Regions from separate parts of the Homo sapiens genome. Here region 2 is linked to region 1. Evidence: read pairs that join two places in POLR2A ChIA-PET (ENCODE). Cell type or tissue: PC-3. All regions are shown on one strand.

The links. ChIA-PET counts read pairs that join two places held together with the same protein. Peaks named below come from ENCODE experiments on the same cell type or tissue, not always from the same donor. Only the 100,000 strongest peaks of a DNase experiment are listed, where the experiment ranks them.
Region 2: POLR2A ChIA-PET joins it to region 1 with 8 read pairs; 4 of 35 experiments call an interaction of 5 or more read pairs at or near these places.

Annotation. Positions count from the first base shown.
Region 1 is chr6:35,095,503-35,098,002 of GRCh38, forward strand. It overlaps a transcript of ANKS1A not described here. Among named protein-coding and RNA genes, the nearest start is that of TCP11, 45 kb to the right of the region's middle. RefSeq lists a silencer at 996-1,196. In PC-3, no CTCF peak of the experiment used is centred here; a DNase peak (open chromatin) is centred at 1,139; H3K27ac peaks cover 1,353 bases.
Region 2 is chr6:35,033,682-35,036,181 of GRCh38, forward strand. The region is part of intron 11 of ANKS1A (ankyrin repeat and sterile alpha motif domain containing 1A); the gene reads left to right. Among named protein-coding and RNA genes, the nearest start is that of TCP11, 110 kb to the right of the region's middle. In PC-3, no CTCF peak of the experiment used is centred here; no DNase peak of the experiment used is centred here.

The sequences.
Region 1 (2,500 bases):
GCCAAGATTGCGCCACTGCACTCCAGCCTGGGCAACAGAGGGAGACTGTGTCACAAAAAAAAAAAAAAAAAAAGGAAAGACGAAAGAAAGAGAGAAAGAAAGAGAGAAACAACAAAAAACAACAAAAAAAACAGTCACTTTTGTGTTAAAAAAAAAAAAAAAGCTGGAGAGACAGTTCTCATGCATAAATGCCTGGTAACAAAAACTATTATTACAAAAGACCACAACCTTTTGAAAACTAGAACCTAGCACAAAGACCATCACAACCTTATACCAAAAAAATACTTCTGCAAGGACATCTGCTCAGCAACTGACTGTCCAACCCCAAACTGGCCCCACCGTTGTTATTGATCCTTGTAGCCAAGGATAATTATCTCAAAACAATTATGTAATCCTCATTTTTCCTTTGAAAACCTCTGTCTTCCTTCAGGTCCCTGAATATGCACATGGTTTACTATCACACATGTATTCCCATTGCAATACCTTATTACCAAATAAATATCATTTTCTTTTATTAGAGGGCCTCACTCCATTTGTTATTGAGATTGACATAAATGTTGTCAGAAGTGGGATGAGGCAGGCTCACTTCAGAAGAATCAGAGGCCCCTGAAACTGAGTGTATTCTGACTGAGCCCTTTGTGCTCTCCATCTTCATGAGTTGCCTTTTCCAGCCAGGTGAATCTCCTGTAGGATTCTCAGACTCCCTCTCTTTGGTGAGTTGTTTTTCACTTTATAGAGGATTTGTTTCAGTTACAAGTCTGTCTTTAATAAAGGACACTACATCCCTCCCTCCTGGGATGATAAAAGACTTTTTGTCCTTTCTGGAAAGTCCTTTCTGGGATGAGGACAAGGGCCCTTCTGGTTTGAGTGCTCTGGTTTCTACAGAATTTATATCCTATCTGTGAGGCAAGTCTTTTCTGGAGAATTTACTTTTGGTTCTTCCTGCATGCCTAATTTAATAGTGTGTTTAATCTGCACACCTGGGTTAAAAGTATTGTGAACACTAATTTTGGTCTCATTTTGGTTTGGTTATGCGTGTCTGTAAATGATTTGGCCCTTTTCCTTTGCTGATTTCTGGAAATTCTCCAAGAGCAAAAATAAACATTCCAAATGGCAGACACTAGTGGATGACTAATTAAAAGCCATGAGGGCAGTTGCCATGATCTAAAATACCAGTCCAGACGCCTGACATTCTCTGGTGGATTTACAGGATTATCTTTGCTCTTGAGAGATTAATAAGAAATGGAATGGGATTCACAAACGCTAAGGCATGCCAGGTTTTCTGAGGCTCCAGCCAGCTATATAATATGGCCCATTCTTATGCATATTTTTTAACTGATGGGCAAATTACGTGAAGGAAAATTCAGAGCTCAATGGTCATTAGTCAAACCCTCTAAAAAAGAAAAAAAAAACACACACAAACCCTCCAACTACAATGTTAACATATGGATCCTTCTAAGATCTCTACTTTGAATCTGCTAACTTTTCTGCTGGTGTTGAGATAACACTCTCTTCTAATGGCATTCCAGCCAATTTTTTTTTTTTTATCTTAAAGGTCTTTCAAATTAATGGCTTTACAAATTACAACAGCTTCATGGCAGCCAACAACCTAGACACCTTTTGTAAATGTAAATTTAGGTTTGTCTAACAACCACTTAAGGTGATAGAACAGTTAATTGAAGGATTAATAGTCTACAAGAAAAAGAACTAGGTAAATGCTTATAAAAGTTAGGTTCTCAGGGCCAGGTTTAATCCCAGCACTTTGGGAGGCCGAGGCAGACAGCTCACTTGAGGTCTGGAGTTTGAGACCAACCTGGCCAACATGGTGAAACCCTATCTCTACTAAAAATACAGAAATTAACCGGGCATGGTGGCAGGTGCCTGTAATCCCAGCTACTTGGGAGGCTGAGGCGGGAGAATCGCTTGAACCCAGGAGGCAGAGATTACAGTGATCTGAGATCATGCCACTGCACTCCAGCCTGGGTGACACAGCCAGACTCCGTCTCAAAAAAAAAAAAATTGGGCTTCTAGACCAAACAGGTGACAATCATTAGCTCAGAGTAATAATATAAGGTTTCTCTGTCCAGCATAAAAACTGCTTAAGTCTGACACAAGGCACCAGAAAAAGCCAAAAGAAAAAAAAAAAAAAAAAAAAACACATACACACACACACACAGCCAAAATGCTTGCCCATCCACGTTGATTATTCAAGTAAACCAGACCAGCAAACAAAAGATAAATTTGCTGCTAATTCAAGGCCACTTGGAGACTGTTCTTCTTATACAGTTCAGTTGGTCTTAGTTAAAATGCAAACACTGAAGAGTTACCCCCAAACTCTTTGAAACAGAAAAAAGGAAAAGGATGAAGAGATTTTAAAAAGCTAAACTGTTTACGAAAATTTTGTTCCACAGCTTTCACTGGATTAGTTATTGGAGCAAAATTTAGCCATGTGAACAGGTCCCATTTTGTCAGAAGCGTAAGTTGGATGCAACCATCTTTT
Region 2 (2,500 bases), 62 kb before region 1:
CATTTGTTTCACCGCTGACAAAGATTCCAATGTAAAATCTGCCAGGCCCTTGAGGATGGAAACAGAGATTGATCTCAATGAAGAACGAGTCTATTGGTCCTCATGCAGAGATGCATTAACGTCTCTCTGTGCTCTGGAAGGGGTTCACTTCCCCAGGTGGACCTGAGCAGGCTGGATGTTGCAGCCTGTTCAGCGGCAGGATCGGGCCCTGTTCCTGGAAGAGAGCTCCACTAAGGTACTTGTTAGAAGTCATCAGTGGTGTTAACACTCAGGTTCCTTTGGTCGGTGGTTCCACAAAGCAACATTTACTCAGCACCTACTATTGCCAGGCTTTCAACTGCTCTATGTGGCATTATGAGAACATAATGTTGCAGGTTTAGGTTTGCTGTGCCCTTTTTACCAGGGGTGTGTCTGTGTGTCTGCTGATGAATTTCTTAGAGGTATATTAGTTTGCTACCTTGGTACCTTTTGCCACTTAGTTTTGCTTTCTCCTTTTCAAGGAACAGCATATGTGTGTTTGTTTCATTGTAGTGATCCACTGCAAATTGTGTATAAGCTTTTGTGGGTGGTTTTCTATTTTGACATCACCGTAAGTGTTTTGGTTCTTTTTCTTGAATGTTTGTTCTCTGTCTGGAGTCAAACCCGAGACAGACTTGGAAAGTGAATAGTGTGGGATCAGCTATCCCACAGTCACTAGCCCCAGCCTTGTTTTTCAGGGACACCCTAAGTGGCATTGGGGAAGGCAAGTGGACCTGCAGGGCACTCATTGACGTTAGTCAGAGCATCTGAAACAAGAAATTACAAGATTCCTGGGTCTAGACCTGGCTTGTGGGAAGTTCTGTCTGCATCTGGGGAGCACCATGTACCCTTGTCAAATTTGTGGCTGTGCCTTTTAGTTTAGTTTAGACAGTGCCTCTCACTTACATTAATTAAAAGATATTTTTAAGCCTTTGTAGTCTTGGTATTACTCAGGCCGGTATCATTGCATCATTTGCTAAATTTTATGTAATAAGGTAATTGTGTCTACATTTCTTCACTGTTGTGCTAGAAAAGGAAATAAAACATCATAAATCTGAAGTGAGCTTGGTCAGAGGCAGTCAGATCTACAAAAGTGAGGCCGAAGAGAGGAAGCCTGAGCCGAGTGATGATTGATCCCTGTGACATCACAGAAGGACAAATGGGCTAAGGACAGACTTGATCACGAATCCTGGCATCCTGAGCCAAAACCCAGATGCAAAAACTTAAAGGGGATATTTTACAAAAAGTGAGGGAAACAGCTCACTTGACACTGGTGGCGATAGCCTGTGGGACTCATTACCCGCGAGTAAGTGGCAAATGTTGGCTTGGGAACGGCCTCGCCCTGAGTAACAGGAAGAAAGGCGTTGGCTGGCCTCCCTGGAGCCCTCTTCTCAGCTGCACTGCCAGTGGCTGAGCAGGCTGGCCGGACCGTGCACTTTACTTTATCAGCAGGTATTTACTAGGTGCCAATTATGTGTCAAGCTTGGTGCTAGGTGCTGGGTGCAGGGGGTAGAGTTAAAGGACACAATTCCTTCTCTTAGGAAGTTTCCTTGAAGGAAGTTGAGTGGCTCCTGAATTCTATCTAAAGAGGGCTTAAGAGCAGCCATCTGGTTGAAGTAGGGGCTGGGGGCTCATCTGAATGGTGTGCTTCACTGTTTGGCTTTGTTTTACCTGTTTTATGTCTTAGATCAACAAAAAGAATTTTCTAAAATACACTTCTATTTATATCTTAAATAAGAATAAGAAAACATTAGTTGTTTATATGTAAAAGCATTTTATTTTTATTGGTGTTGGCTTGGCAGGAGGCTATTGAGCTTATAGGTGGGTAAATGTGCCCCACCCCCTGGGTACCCCTCTTGACATGGCCATTGCTGGCCTCTGTTTCCACCCTCATGTCACATTGACACATGGGTCTTAGGGTAGATGTTTGTTTTGAGTTCTACCTCAAGGCTGGCTGCAAACTGCTCAGAGGTTGCCAACCTGGGCGAGTCGGGAATCAGCCTCACTTCTCAGTTCCACAGTTGATTTACTAGTCATCCCTGGATATCAGTTTGTCTTTCTGTTAAACAGAATAAAACAAGAGCGTTTCCTGCCGGTTTCCTGTGGAGTGTGGCAGGCCAGTGCTTGTTGGCTTCATTCAGAAACCAGGCCTTTTGGAAATACAGAGCCATGTCCTCAGTGACTGCCCTTCACAGGTGGCTGCCCCACCTCTCTCCGCTTGCCTCCTGCTTTACATTCAGAGCAGGAAAGCTGTTAGCACAAGGTTCATTTAAAACCCCAGTTGAGGAGGTTATCATAGCATCCTTAATTCTAGTGAATGGCTCTAGTTTTCCCTTCAGCAGTTGGAGTGATTAAATGTCATAATATATCAGGGGAGTACCAATTATGAACATGGATTTCATGCTGGGTGCTTTTACATTCTTTGATTGGTGTTGGGCATAGTACTAACTTACCTTGGCAGCACCTTTAATTGTGGCATTCA